Regions from separate parts of the Homo sapiens genome. Here region 2 is linked to region 1. The links are chromatin loops, found by intact Hi-C in ENCODE. Cell type or tissue: K562. All regions are shown on one strand.

Region 1 (8,000 bases):
AAACACACGGAGATTGTTGAGAACTACTGTAAAGCAGGAGGAATCCTTGGTAGATCTATAAAAAGAAGACAGGAGAAAATAAATAGGAAAAAAGAAACATGGTTATTTCAATAACCTGCAAATGTACTGCTCAGTTTTGGCAGGTGGTATTCCGGTATTTTCCAAACTGCCTGCTTTGAGTATCAGTAAACTTTGAACACTGGTTGAATAACACATTCAGTGTATTACTGGTTTAATAACACATTCAGTATAATAAGTTAATCATATTTTTAAACAACAAGGAACATTTTATAAGAAAGCAGCATAGGTAGTATAGCTCAGTGGTTCTCAATCAGATGGTTTTGCTCCCCTGAAGACATTATTTCTTTTCTTTTTTTTTTAAGAGACAGGGTCACACTCTGTTGCCCAGACTGGAATGCAGTGGCACGATCACAGCTCACTGTAACTTCAAACTCCTGGGATCAAGTGATCCTCCCGCCTCAGCCTCCCAAAGTGCTAGGATTACAGATGTGGGCCACTGCACCTGGCCCTTGGAGACATTTTTTATTCACATTTCAATTGCAATTGCAACTAGAGGGGGTTGCTATTGCTATCTAGTATAGGTAGAGGCCAGGGATGCTGTTAACTAACCCACGATGTACAGGACAGCCCCATAATAAGGAATTATCTGACCCAAAACGTTGATAGTGCTAAGGTCAAGAAATTCTGGTATGATAAAGAGCACAGGCTTTGAAGTCAGAGACGCAGACTTAAATACTGCCATTTACGAGCTGTGTTATCTTACGAAAGCCACCTACCTTCTCTCAGCCTGTTTCCCTACTTATAAAATGAAGAATATTAATATGATAAGAAATAAAGCACCAGGCACAAAGCAGTCATTTGATAAATGTCACTTTCTTTCCCTATGGGCTATTTCAAGAAGATCAATGAGGCACTCCTTCTTTGACGTCTAGGATCATTTCTTTATAAATAATACCAAGTTTACACACACTAGTACTAGATTGTTTCTCTAATTGAAACTGACCTGACAGCCCAGATCTTTTGGCCCGAGGAGAACAAGTAAGATGACATTTACCAGGGATAAATGTCCCCTAAGTAACCTAGAGGTAGAGTTGGGGTGGGGGTGGGGGGACAAGTTGCCATTGCTCCGAAGTCTACATTTGACGTGAAAACCCAGCGAGGACTCTCAGGCCTGACTTCAAACCATGATGCAGTCAGGGGCTTCATCCAGGCCCTATTAGTACATCAGCAGGCCCAGCCTACTAATGGATAAGGCCTCAGATGAGTAGGACAAGAGAAACAGGGGCTGGAGCACTTGAATGCGGTTTTCTGGGTTGAACTTGGTTCCGTAAGCCCAAAAGCGACTCTGGGGTTGTAGCTACTACATGTACCTGGTTCCCTGACATAAAAGGTATTCCTATGTGGGAAAAGCTAACTTGGAAATATTTCTGAGGCTGGTTTCTCTGCTCCTCATTTCCCCTAAACCTGGCTCACTGCCTCTAGTAAAAGGGCAGCATGATGCATGGCTCCTTCTTACAGACACAGCATTTTTCACAGAAACACTCTACTCTTGTGTAATGGAGAAAAAATGTTGCCCTCAGTAAAATTTTTCCACCCCATTTTGAACATAGATTGTCAGAGTTCTGTATTTAACTGGAAAGTCACAGTGTGTTGGATCCCTTTTCTGGAAAATATTTCAAGCCTTTAAACACTGTGAAGTGATTTATATTTGACACACAAGATCCCAACAGAAGAGTAATTCTTCTTCAGACACGAAAGGCGTTCAAAAATTCCCATCTAAAGAACATTTCACTCCTCTTGCTAACAATAGTATTTCTGTTAGCAAGAGCCAAGGTAAGGCTTTATTATTTGACTCCAATTATACACCTATAATACACAAATATTTCCAGGCTCCCTGTATATTAAAAATATGATAAGAAGGAGACAACTACCTGACAGTCTAAGAAGCCAGATCAATAATAATAAAGTAAACTCAAAAAGAAATGTTTCTCGGCCGGGCACGGTGGCTCACACCTGTAATCCCAGCACTTTGGGAGGCTGAGGCGGGCAGATCACAAGGTCAGGAGTTTGAGACCAGCCTGGCCAATATGGTGAAACCCCGTTTCTACTAAAAATACAAAAATTAGCCAGCCATGGTGGCAGGAGCCTGTAGTCCCAGCTACTCAGGAGGCTGAGACAGGAGAATCACTTGAACCCGGGAGGCGGAGGTTGCAGTGAGCTGAGATCGTGCCACTGCACTCCAGCCTAGGCGACAGAGTGAGACTACGTCTCAAAAAAAAAAAAGAAATGTTTCTCCAGATGGAACAAACAGATGCCAGCCTCTTGTTCAAAGGAAACATCTTCAACCAAATGAACTGCAAAATGGGGCCATCTTATCACATGACTGCAATCAGCCCAATGACGAGACACCTGATAGGTCCAAAGACTGTTGGAAACATCATGGGCTTTAACATCACATACCCAGGTTTGAGCTCTGATTTCTTGACCTACGAGCTGTGTGACCTTAGAAGAGTGAACTAACCCTTATCCAAGTTTCTAACTTGGAAACTGCAAAATGAGGAAGAAGTCATCCCCTCTGCAGACTTGTCAGGATTATACTGAGCGTAGCTAAAGTGCCTGGCTCATGGCAGGGCCCAATAAGAGGCAATTAGGATTCCTACTCCTGAACTTTTAAAGTTCATAAAAAAATGTAAATGTCTACTCTGCTAGATTTCCTAAAGGCATATGAAGAAATCATGACCTCTCTCGAAAAACAAAACAAAACCTAAACCCTGGGGAATTCTGAACAGCACATTGAAATGTCAGGCATACAGAAACATGTAAGAATAATCCTGATGACTTTTTGTTCTGTTTTTTGCTTAAACACAAAGTTTTTCACAATCTTTTTACTTAGTGGTTTATACTTACAACATGTCTGATGACATGAAGCACTAACAGAAGGGAGGGTCTCCTTTTTGGGTTTTCACTGAAAGACTTCTTTAGACCAGGCCTAATTTTTCAGTTTTAAGGTCTATGTTCAGCCATAACATCAGCAAATGGTATATCATAAAACAACATGTTATATCAGCATAACAATGACAGCTGCCAACTGTGCCAAGCAATATGCCAGAATTACTTTAATTATTACCTCTACCCCATGAGGTGGGTATAGGTAATTTTCTATTTTATATAAGAGGAAGTTGAGGCTCAAAGGGGCTAAACAACTTGTCTAAGGACACATAGCTAGATAATAGGAGAGCAAGGTTTTCAGCCCAGATCTGTCTGATTCCAAAATATATGTTCTTTCTATATAGAACACTGCCTCCCATAATACCAGAAAGAAAAATATAACCTAATTCAAAAAGGTAAAAACTATGTATACATGGATAATGAGTCAGTAAGACTTGAATGGGTAATTCAAGTCAAACCCACCTTCCCTTCCATTATTTGTAAAGACCAAAAGTCTTTTTACTTTTTTCCTTAAACCAGCATAATTTCTTCCTTCTCCAAGCCACTTTACAAATTAAAACAGTCTACAGCTTACAAGGAGATTGATTTTAAGGCTCAATTCTTAACTACTTTATTTTTAAAGGCAACAGAGACATCTTTTGGCCAATAAATGAAACTGCAAGATTATAGGAATAATGCATTAATATACAGTACACTGCACTGATTAAGCCATTATCTATTTATCTGTCTAGTGATTCCTTGGTTTTTTGATGTTCTAAAGCCAACAAAGACGTGACCCAAAAGGGAATGTCTCCACAAAGAAAGGCAGAGAAGGGTCTGGACCTGCTACCTGAAATGTAGTTCAATCTGAATGGACCCTTGGGTGGTGCTGCTGTTCTTAGCGGGCTGAAAGATACAGCTGAACACATTCGTCATGCCAGGGCTGGTCTTCTGCCCAGCATAACGGGTGTCAAAAGCCATCATGGAATGGGAAACCAAGTTAATGGACTTGGTTTGGTTGGAAAAACTTTCATAGAGCAGTTTGCATTTCTTGAAGTCAAATCTAAAAGAGAGAAAAGAAAGCAAGCAAGATGTGAAACACAACTCTTCCATTTTACAAAAGTATATAAGTTCGAGATAACGAGCAAAATCAAAAATATATCTAAGTCCCATAAGGAGAATAACTTTCATTCTGAGTTTTCTTGTTGATTCTGTTAATAGACTCCTCAAAATGGAGTTAGTGTCACTGTGCCTTGGATCTTACTTTTCCAGTTCCAAAGAGATGATCTTGTTCATAGGAACGGCATGAGAAGTAACAATACCACATGTTTAACATATTCTGAATCCGTTATCATTCCCATGACCCATCAGAAGTCTAAGAAGGCTGTATATCCCCAAAGGATGTCAAGGGTCCCTCTGGGCCTTCATCTGTCAGCTTCTAGCTTGCCTGGATGTTTCACTCTCCAGGGTCTGTCCAACTGTTTATGTGAAACTGCTGTAGTGTACTGGGAACAAATAATACTCTTCACATGGAGAATAATTCAACTAATCTACCAACAGGAAATGCATTTGGAACCATCGTTTTTTCATAACCGAGAAAGCTGCAATGAGGAATTCATAATTACTCGGTACCATTATGACAATACATACAGAATTATTCCATATTGAGAAAAACTAAGGGCACAGCCAATCATCACAGAAAATCGCTGGGTGACGTGGCTCATGCCTGTAGTCCCAGCTACTCGGTGGGGCTGAGGTGGGAGGATCACTTGAGCCAGGGATGTGGAGGTTGCAGTGAGCCGAGATGGCACCACTGCAGTCCCGCCTGGGCAACAGAGAGAGATTCTGTCTTAAAAAAAAAAAAAAAAAAAAAAAAAAGGAAAGAATAAAATTGCTAGCTCACAAGACCACCAATGTGGGACCACAGTTTCAGTATGCAACGCTCTCACCAGCTGAGTTAGGTACAGACCGTGGCGGACTTTCAACAGAAAGACTAACTAGAAGACAGAGTGCTTCAGCAGGGAATCACTGGCCTTGAAGTCCTGTTTTCAAATGCCAAACCACTTTCCCAGTCATACGACCTTAAGCTAGTCAGAAACTCTATCTGGAAAAGAGTGATGTACGCCCAGCTTACAGGACTGATAAGAGATCAACATGAAAAGGTTATTAAGTGTGAAATGCACTTTTTAAAGTTCCACACCAGTAATCACGAATTCATACATTTACACTGACTAAGGAAGTGACAGAAATAAGCGAAGGACTAGGTAAGCATATGCCCCATTTCAAGGGAGCAATTGCTACTCCGCTTCCAGATGCTTCCAAGTGAGAACATGGACCTAGTATTGCCAAAGCTTCCAGTTTTTCAAAAGAAGCTAAATACAAACCTTTTATATAAAATCCTGCAACTTTTTGGGGCGGGAGGGACCAGGTTTCAGCTGTCACCTAGGCTGGAGTGCAGTGGTGTGATCATGGCTCACTGCAGCCTCAATCTCCTGGTTCAAGTGATTCTCTCACCTTAACGCCTTGAGTAGCTGGGACTACAGGCATGCACCACCATGCGCAGCTAGTTTTTTAATTTTTTGTAGAGACAGGGTCTCTCACTATGTTGCCCAGGCCAGTCTGGAATTCCTGGCCTCAAGCAATCCTCCTTCCTTGGCTTCCTAAAGTGCTGGGACTACAGGCCTGAGCCACTGCGCCTAGCCCCTAACTTTGAAAATGTTGGCCAGCAAGGCATCAATGCTGCACATCAAGTGGTTCTGCATCTCCCACCCCGTAACTACTCAGACACACAGCAAGACAGGACTTTCTGACTCCATCACCCTGTGTGGGACCATATTTTAGTTCCACAAAGTCTGCCAGAGCATTTAGTTGCCATTCAACACCATTCAGAGCTCATTTTTCCCGCTGGCACATCAAAACACTAGCTGCTCTGTCACCCTAAGCGACTACAACAAGCAGAGCAGCCCAGACCCACAATGGTCACAGAGTATGAGGGAGAAAAAGATCTTCACTGTTTTAAGTCACTGATACTTTGGGGTTGTCTGTTACTACAGCATAACCTAACCTATGTTGACTGATAGAGCATGAATCTAAACTTTTCAAAAGCACTGTGTAGATCAACCAAAAGACACTCTGCAGACAACATTCCATCTGTGGGCCACCACTCTGCAACCTCTGCTCTGTGTCAATGCAAAACATGTGTATTATTTGGATACTGTTACTAACAGTATAATAATATAATCAAAGGCATACCTGGCTAGGGACCCAGCACCTTCTTTTCTTTTTGGATCTTTAAGCTCCAGACTTACATTCACCATATCAATGAGGAAGCACATACAGGTGTACACTTCTCCACTCAGGACAGTCTACAAAAGGAAAATGCTCGTCAATCCACAGCTGATGATGCCATCCTAAAAACAGGCTCATACGCCAAGAAATCTAATTTGCTTGTTGCTCCACCTTCTTTCTCCAAGTGAGTTTGAGGAATAGATACACAGGGTGACCGTCAGCTGAGACTATGAGAGTGACAGAAGAACATAAGGTCTCACTCACATGAATTCTTGGATCTTGTAAATCATAAGGCCGCATAAATTCCTCTATGGGTTCTCCCAGGTTGTTCTCTAATAAGCCGCGGATCAGCTTGTATTTATACAGATCCAGAGAGCAGTGGACTGAGGAGAGATTGCCATGGATAGATATGTCTGGCACAGTATGACTTATTTCTCTATGAAAAAGAAAAAAGATCACTTACACAGACAAGTCACTAACTTAACACTGACATAGCTCACGCCCAAACAACGGGGCTAAAATGTACTCACCTACATTATCAAGTAGGTAATTCCTACTTCCAATGACAAAAATTTCATGTAGCTCCAAATGAAGCAAGTTAATATGACTGTCATGCTTCAACTACAAAAAGCCCCTTTTCTCCCAAAATTTACATTTAGAAAATCCTCAAACCAGGCCAGGTGTGGTGGCTCACACCTATAATCCCAGCACTTTGGGAGGCTGAGGTGGGAGGATCACTTGAGCCCAGGAGTTCGAGACCAGCCTGGACAACATAGTGAAACCCCATCTCTACAAAAAATGCAAAAATTAACTGGGCATGGTGGTGTGCACTTGTGGTCCCAGCTACTCAGGAGGCTGAGGTGGGGGTTCACTTGAGCCCAGGAAGTCAAGGGTGCAGTAAGCTGTGATCGTGCCACTGTATTCCAGCCTGTGTGACAGAGTGAGACCCTGTGGGAGGGAGAGAGGGAGAGAGGGAGGGAAGGAGGGAAGGAGGGAAGGAGGGAAGGAGGGAAGGAGGGAAGGAGGGAAGGAAGGAAGGAGGGAAGGAGGGAAGGAAGGAAGGAGGGAAGGAGGGAGGGAGGGAGGGAGGGAGGGAAGGAAGGAAGGAAGGAAGGAAGGAGCAAGAAATGGAGGGAGGGAAATCCTTAAACCTAGTATGAGGTAACTAATCTATTAATAAGGAAAACCTCATGAGACTCACAAAGAGCTTAAATATTACACTTGGGAAAGCAATAAAGAAAAGATGCCAAGATCTTTATTTAACTCTTTGGATTTAGTGGTAACTAAAGGCAAACACCAGTGTTTCATACTGAGCCCAGATGGGACATGAGGATAAACTCTGAATAGGTTCGTCATCTCAGCTGGGATGGACAGAAGTAAAGTTGAAGAGGGGGAGGGGCACACATCTGTACCTCATCTCAATACTAAAAAGCTTTCTCTAACCTCCCATGGGTGAACTGGGCATTGTGAATCCTACAGACACTATGCTCTAAGTATAGAGAGGGCTAGTGTTTGAAATGGCAGAGGTATATAAGAAAAGTTATTTTGTCTGCAGAGAAAAGCCGACATACAACAGAGTTTTAAAAGACAATGATGCAATAACAAAGAAAAACAGAGACGGCTGACCAAGTGCCATCTCGGGTTGCTGTGTGTGCAGTGTGAGACTGACAGGACACCTTGCATTCAGCATCACCTTCTATCAGGCCTAACAGAATACAATTATCTGCACAGAAACACTGATGGGAGTGGGGAAAGTTTAGATA
Region 2 (8,000 bases), 460 kb before region 1:
AGGTTTCTTTACTCCCTGGAGAGACCCCGCAAAAGATTCCTACAGGGGTATATGGCCCACTGCCAGGAGGGACAGTAGGCCTCATTTTAGGGAGATGAAGTCTAAATTTGAAGGGAGTCCAAATTCATACTGGGGTAATTGATTCAGATTATAAAGGGGAAATTCAGTTAGTGATCAGCTCCACTGTTCCCTGGAGTGCCAATCCAGGTAATAGAATTGCTCAATTATTGCTTTTGCCTTATATTAAAATTGGGAAAACAAAACGGAAAGGACAAGAGGGTTTGGAAGTACCAACTCTGCCAGAAAAGCCACTCAATGGGCTCGTCATGTCTCAGAGAATAGACCTGTGTGTACAGTCACTATTCAGGGAAAGCAGTTTATAGGATTATTGGATACCGATGCTGATGTTTCCCTTATCGCCTTAAATCAATGGCCAAAAAATTGGCCTAAACAAAAGCCTGTTACAGGACTTGTCGGTGTGGGCAGCGCCTCAAAAGTGTATCAAAGCACCATGATTTTACATTGTCTAGGACCTGATAATCAAGAAAGTACAGTTCAACCTATGATTACTTTTATTCCAAATAATTTTTTGGGCCGAGACTTGTTACAACAATGACATGCAGAGATTACTATCCCAGCCTCCTTATACAGCCCCACGAGTCAAAAAATCATGACTAAAATGGGATGTCTCCCTGGCAAAGGACTAGGGAAAAATGGAGATGGCATTAAAATCCCAATTGAGGCTGAGGGAAATCAAGAAAGAAAAAGAATAGGATATCCTTTTTAGGAGTGGCCACTGTAGAGCCTCCAAAACCCATTCCATTAACTTGGAAAACAGAAAAACCTGTATGGGTAAATCAGTGGCTGCTACCAAAACAAAAGCTGGAGGCTTTACACTTACGGGCAAAAGAACAATTAGCAAAGGGACATATTGAGCCTTCATTTTCGCCTTGAATTCTCCTGTGTTTGTAACTCAGAAAAAATCCGGCAGATGGCACATGTTGACCGTCTTAAGAGCCGTCAATGCTGTAATTCAACCTATGGGGGCTCTCCAACCTGGGTTGCCCTCTCTGGCCATGATCCCCAAAGATTGGCCTTTAATTATAATTGATCTGAAGGATTGCTTTTTTACCATTCCTCTAGCAAAACAGGATTTTGAAAAATTTGCTTTTACTATACCAGCCATAAATAATAAAGAACCAGCCACCAGGTTTCAGTGGAAAGTGTTGCCCAGGGAATGCTTAATAGTCCAACTATTTGTCAGATTTTTGTAGCTGAAGCTCTTCAACCAGTTAGAGACAAGTTTTCAGACTACGTCTTTCATTATGTTGATGATCTTTTGTGTGCTGCAGAAACGAGAGACACATTAATTGACTGTTACACATTTCTGCAGACAGAGGTTGCAAACGCAGGACTGACAATAGCATCTGATAAGATTCAAACCTCTACTCCTGTCCATTACTTGGGAATGCAGGTAGAGGAAAGAAAATTTAAACAACAAAAAATAGAAATAAGAAAAGACACATTAAAAACATTAAACGACTTTCATAAATTGCTAGGAGATATTAATTGGATTTGGCCAACTCTAGGCATCCTTACTTATGCCATGTCAAATTTGTTCTCTATCTTGAGTGGGGATCCAGAATTGAATAGTAAAAGAACATTAACTCCAGAGGCAACTAAAGAAATTGAATTAATTGAAGAAAAAATTCGGTCAGCACAAGTAAATAGAATAGATCACTTCGCCCCACTCCAACTTTTGATTTTTGCTACTGCACATTCTCAACAGGCATTATTGTTCAAAATACAGATCTTGTGGAGTGATCTTTCCTTCCTCACAGTACGATTAAGACTTTTACATTGTACTTGGATCAAATGGCTACATTAATTGGTCAGGCAAGATTACAAATAATAAAATTGTGTGGAAGTGACCCAGATAAAATCATTGTTCCTTTAAACAAGGAAGAGTTTAGACAAGGCTTTATCAATTCTGCTGCATGGCAGATTGGTCTTGCTGATTTTGTGAGAATTACTGATAAGCATTACCCAAAAACAAAAATCTTCCAGTTTTTAAAATTGACTACTTGAATTTTACCTAAAATTACCAGACATAAACCTTTAGAAAATGCTCTGATGGTGTTTACTGATGGTTCCAGCAATGGAAAAGTGGTTCACACCAGGCCGAAAGAACGAGTCATTGAAAATCAGATTCTGCATATGTAGCACAGCTACAAAGGATGTTGAGACAGCCCTAATCAAATATAGTATGGATGATCAGTTAAACAAGCCCTTTAATTTGTTACAACAAATTGTAAGAAAAAGAAATTTCCCATTTTATATTACTCATATCTGAGCACGTACTAATTTACCAAGGCCTTTAACTAAAGCAAATGAACAAGCTGACTTGCTAGCATCATCTGCATTCATAGAAGCACAAGAACTTCATGCTTTGACTCATGTAAATGCAACAGGACTAAAAAATAAATTTGATATCACATGGAAAGAGGCAAAAAATATTGTATAACATTGCACCCAGTGTCAAGTCCTACACCTGCCCACTCAGGCGCACTGGGACAAAGTTTTTCTGTGAGTTCATTATAAGAATGATGCCAGCAGAGAGAAATTTGGGAACCAACAGCTACAATGTCTCACATGTAAGAGGGCACCTCCTCATTGTTACGGGACTAGGGAAACCGTGGATTGTCTTTATTATTTCAGATGAGATGGAAGCTTTCCCTGCACTTGGATTATGTCCTAAGTAAGGACCTTTTCTCTAGAGAATGGAAAAGTTTTCATGGAGGTCTTAGGGCCCTTGTAAGCTTACTGCTCTAAAAGATAAATGGAATCTATTAGAGTGTCCCTTGGTAAGAGAACATAACTGCACACCTACTGCATATTGAATGAGAGTGGAATTTCTAGGGAATGGTAAGGTTAACAGGTCCTGGTGTTATCCCTGCGAGAACTATGATGGGACTCCAGTGAACCCCTGTGGCGTTACAACCCAGGCGTGTTGCTGAATTTTTCAAGTAAAGGCCAACAAGTATTGGCTCTCCTCATCAACAGGAATCCTAAGGAAGGCAGAGGAGAAATCTCTCACTGGGTACCATTTAGAGTCTGTAGTCACCTTACATAACAAGATATTTCATGTGAAGCCACAGTATATCTCACTATTACAATTTTCTTTATTGCATGTAAGTCTTGCACAAATCATTAACCTTGTCAGTTAGGTTTTATATCTGGCAGGATGGAAGGGTTACATGGATTGGGACAAGGAATTGTAAGTCCTTGTTCTATTAAATCTTCTCCAATTGGGGAAAGTCTTTGGATTACCTCTGACTTTAAGGGGTATTGGGGCAACATGGCCAATTATTTAGAATAGCCAACAAATGAATAGTGACACTCCATAAACATTTACATAATAGCAGATTTTTGGAAGTACCACTTAATATACTCCTGCTTTCATCACTAAATTACACCAGACGGTCTAACTAAATTACAGCAGATGGCACATGAGTCCCGTGGTTTGGAAATTTTTATCTCATGATCACTAGAGATGAATTCAGTCCTGCACTGCCCACCCCGTTCTTTGCTGGTTGTTGAGGTCCTGCTGTTTACAGGAATCATGATTAAGCGGTGGCGGCGTGTAGAAGCTGAGTCCCATTGCATGCCCTGGGTCCCTACTGCCTCCCTGTTATGAGGAATAGGAGGTGAGATTGAAGGATGAAGAATGCTGAGACTTTTATTAGGAGGAAAAAAGAAAGACAGGATGCATGTATTAAGCTTTTACTGTATGAAAGGCCCCATTCCAAGTCATAACCATGTACCATCTCACTGTGTCCTAAGAGGGTCCCACAGGCTGGTGGGCATAATCCTTCTCATTCTACAGGAAAATTGAGGCTCTTTCCTCAGCTTCCTGCCCAACAGCACCAGCCCCTGTGTCCTCAGCAGGGTCCCACACTCGGGAGCCTTTTGTGTAGGGTCCCTCAGCACAGCGAAGGTCACTCATCACCCACAGGCACTTGATCATTATCCACCCTCTGATGACGTGTGATACCCAAACACACTGCACTAGTCTTCCTTGAGAGGGAGAGAAGGCAAGTGTTATGGGAAAATCTCATCAATATGACCTAGCTCCCCAAAAGGATAAAATGTTTGTTAAATGTGGGCTAGAAATGTTTAAAATGTACTATATGCCTGCATAATTTAAGCATTTTCCCAAAAAGGGAATTTGGATGTCTTTATTGGCCACAACTATTTTAATATTGCAAGGGTCACTACCCTCCATGAGAACAAGCATGGGTTGGTGATGCCCTGAGGCTCCTGCTCATACAGTGTGGAGCTCCCCTTCCAGGGCAGAGGCCACACCTTGTGCAGTGAAATCCTTTCCCAGCACAGGTAATGGTCAGCAACTGAGCGTTCTGAATCCACCCATCAGGAGTAAACAGGGTCTAAGCATCTGGACAAAAGTGAGGGCCCTGCGAAGAAGGGGCTGAACTTCAGTGACTGACCCTCACTGCCCACCTAGAATGGTCCAGGCCCCGTAAGTGCATCTCACGTGTATTAACCCACTAAATAGACACATGCCCAGAGAGAAATTAAAAAAAAAGGAATTGAGCAAAACGATCACATTCCACTTTGATGCCTTTATTTCCTTGGGCTGAACCTCATTAATTTTAGAGAACTTAGTGCCTTTTGTCCCCCATGAGTAACTTGAGATTCCTTAGGTTAAAATTGTTAAGCCAGGTGAAGCAATCATGGAGGACACCAGACAGTTTCCACTCAGCTTCCCTTTATTTCTGACTGTTTCTTTACAACCATCCGTGCAGGGGTAACTGTCTCATGTGTCTCTCCTACCTGATTCTCATTCTAGCAATTCAGATTCCCATTTCTGATTCTCTGGGACACAGGTCTCTAAAGCTCCTATTGACTCCAACTCAACTTTTCCCCCAGTCCCTCCCTTCCTGCATCCCCTTTCCTTTCCGGTTCACATTGAGCAGGCATATGAAACGATGGGTCTGTGCTCCCTTTGACATACACTCATGGCCTAGGATTCAGTTGCCAAATGACCAGAAGAAAGCTTTAAATAAATCCACCCTGACAGCAGGCATTCAACAGACAGTGACTGGGCTCCAGGTCATAGGAGGCCCTGATGCCACAGCGAGGGCAGGGGACAGTGCTGAACACAATTATCTTGGGCTGCCTTAAGTCCCTCAGTGTCTTCATCAGCTCAGCCCCAAGTTGAGAAAATCTTCCCCAGCAGAGAGCACCCTGGGCATCATAACTCTCCAGAGGGGCAGGATACAGCTCCAGGCTTAGCTTGCTCAGCCCGACGGTGTGGCGCAGCAGGTTCTCCAGGGCGGCCATGGAGATGAGGTTCCCACAGAAGCTGAAGGTGCTGAGCTGGGAGCAGCGGCTCAGGGCAGGCAGGATGGCGCTGAGTTGGGAATCCACGATCCCACAGTCCTCTAAGTCCAGGGTCTGCAGGGTGGCCTCAGCTTGCTCCAGCAGAACTGAGAGGGGCTCAGGACTGAAATGGGTCAGTGTGATGCCCCTCAGGTCTAGCTCTTTTAGCTGACGGATGCTCGGGCACCAAGAGAGATGCTTCAGGTCCGACTCTGACAGCAGGCATTCGGTCATTACGACTGTCTCCAAGGGGGCCTGGAGACACCTGGGAGAGAACAAGAAGGAGTTAGAGGAGAGTGGTGGGGAAGACCTCAAGGTGAGAGATGACACTTTTCACAACCCAAGGCTGTTCTGCTTATCTGAGGATAATCAGCACCTGGGGTGTGGGAATGGAGACTCTGCTCATTCAGGGCAGACCCAATCGAGGCTCAGTCCTTCACCATCACTCGGGTGACTGGGTCAAGTCCATGAACTCTAATGCTCCCTTTCCTCATGTGTCAGGTAGAAAACCACATCTCTGGGCCACAGGAGCCCGATGGAGACACAGGCATAAATGACAAACCCAGGCAAGATCCTGCAACCTCAGCTGGGGTGGCCAGGCTGCAGGAGACCCTGACATGCCCGTATCATCAGCAAACCATCTATCACTTTCACCATTCTTCACTCCTGCTCCCTCACCCTCTATTCCATCATGTTTTGGAGCTCAAAACATTTTACTGACAGAGGGAGACACAGGATTTTACCTGTTCACTAGGCAGGTGAGGACAGACCTTATATTTTAAAATGGAGGGGTGTGATGGACATTCTCTTCTTTAGTGCCCTCTTCAACTCCCCATTTCCCATCGTCTTAACTTAGACACACATCCTCGGGAGGAATTCACGAATGCACCCTCACTAGATCTAAACCCTGCAGTACCTTCCTAGCATGGCAGCCTCTCTATAGCATCTAGCCCAGGAGATCCCGCTGGCTTATTGGGATGGATGTGTGACACCTATTTCAGGACAGAGCTGCCAACAGGACAATGCATGGACATTCTAGTGTCCCCTTCGCTGTTACCTCCTCACAAGCTGGCTCACAGTAGATACCCCCTGGTGTTTACAGTAATAAAGAAAGTCTTTGCTGCGGTCTGCAGAGAAAGCTCACCATACTTCCTCACCTGAGCAGCTGGTCCAGGTGGCCTTCGAGGAAAGAGACAGAGTGCATGTAAAGCTTCTGGAAGTAGTCCAGCTTGAGGAACTGAGAGGTGAACTGGATGACAAACTGCTCCTTCCTGTCTAGGGGAATGCAGGCAGAGACATGGATGTTGAAGAGAACAAGTTTGCGGAGATTCCTCATCTGGCCCAGGTAAGGGGCGAACCTTATAAGAATGGACAGCTCCCACGGGCAGCACACTTCCACCTCCTGGATACAGTCTAGCTCCACCGTGTTCAGGACCTCTATGATCCTGTGGATGGCTATTCCAAAAATCTGCAGCTCCTTGCAACACACGTGCAGTAAGCCTTTTCTCTGCTTGCCCCACTCTAAGAAGTGGGTGAGGCATTCATCCAGCGTCCCATTCTTGAAGCAAAGGTCTAGGATCACCATCAAGGGCTGCTGCCCACCCGGCCTTGGACAGTTCCCTGCTGTTCGTCTCTTACTCAGGGCCTCTGGGGAGAGTGCAGAAGCTCCAGACCATATGCCCCAGAAGTTCTCATCCACATTCCGCAAGTCCAACACTTGAAGTTTCCACCGCCTGTGGGTAAAAGAGAAGAGAGGCTCCAAATTTAGGAAGGATTTGAGCTTTTATCCACATCCCGGACATCAGCGACTCTCCTCCCTGCTGCTTCTCCCACTCTCTGTCTTTTCTCCATCCCTCTTTCTCCTTGAAACCTGCCTGGTCCCCACTGCTAGTGTCTTCAATTGCCACTGGCAGGAGGCAGGTTCCTGATCCTTCAGTGGACCCTGCATGGTGAGCAGTCCTTTCCCAGAGGAGCTGGACAATGGCCAAGGCCTCTCTGAGCTTCCTCCCCAGCCCCATCAGAAGTCTCTGGGCCACCCTTGGGCCTCCCACTCCTTCTGACCCAGCTAACCCTACCCTGGATGCCTGAGCCCTCCCCACCTGGTTAGCTGGGTCACCTCACCTGGGGCGAACCTTCTGGGCAAGCAGTGCATCAAGCCCCTCCAGCACAGCTCGAAAGATCTCTAGATTACATGACTTCATCAGGGACCCTAGAGGAAGGCAGGTGAAGGGCCAGGCCTGCACCATAGTTGTCAGGGTCTCGCAGCATCTCCTGGTAAAGGCCTCCATGAACAGTGGGGGAAAGAGCTCCCTGGGCAGCTCCTCCAGGGTGGGGATGGCCAAGGCCCGGTCTCTCAGCAGACTCTGCTCAGCCAGCTCCAGGAGTCTAGGTGGGGCCTGGAGGCTCATCCTGATGAATCTAGAGAAAAAAACATCATTCTTACGGCAAATCACATCACTTCATCATCTCCTAGTGCCAATGTCATTGCTCTGGTAGAGGTGGAAAGGTAATTAGTTCACCCCAATTCCACTCTGCACTTTCTGGACACAAATCTGTAATTCTGCCCTTGCTGGTACCATAAAGAATGTCTTCCAAAC

Evidence for each region. A loop is a pair of places that touch in the nucleus more often than their neighbours do. Peaks named below come from ENCODE experiments on the same cell type or tissue, not always from the same donor. Only the 100,000 strongest peaks of a DNase experiment are listed, where the experiment ranks them.
Region 2: it touches region 1 in a loop (2.9-fold over the local background); 2 of 110 quality-filtered maps call a loop at or near these places.

What each region holds. Positions count from the first base shown.
Region 1 is chr1:12,310,127-12,318,126 of GRCh38, reverse strand. VPS13D (vacuolar protein sorting 13 homolog D) reads right to left here. Exons shown (of 70, transcript NM_015378.4): 28 at 6,502-6,673; 29 at 6,202-6,314; 30 at 3,800-4,012; 31 at 1-55. Among named protein-coding and RNA genes, the nearest start is that of VPS13D, 84 kb to the right of the region's middle. In K562, a CTCF peak has its summit at 3,604; a DNase peak (open chromatin) is centred at 3,626.
Region 2 is chr1:12,774,679-12,782,678 of GRCh38, reverse strand. PRAMEF12 (PRAME family member 12) reads right to left here. Exons shown (of 3, transcript NM_001080830.5): 1 at 7,525-8,000; 2 at 6,561-7,136; 3 at 4,773-5,668. The coding sequence starts at 7,811. The coding sequence ends at 5,080. Among named protein-coding and RNA genes, the nearest start is that of PRAMEF12, 4.9 kb to the right of the region's middle. In K562, CTCF peaks have their summits at 990 (motif pointing right) and 3,503; no DNase peak of the experiment used is centred here; H3K27me3 peaks cover 4,194 bases.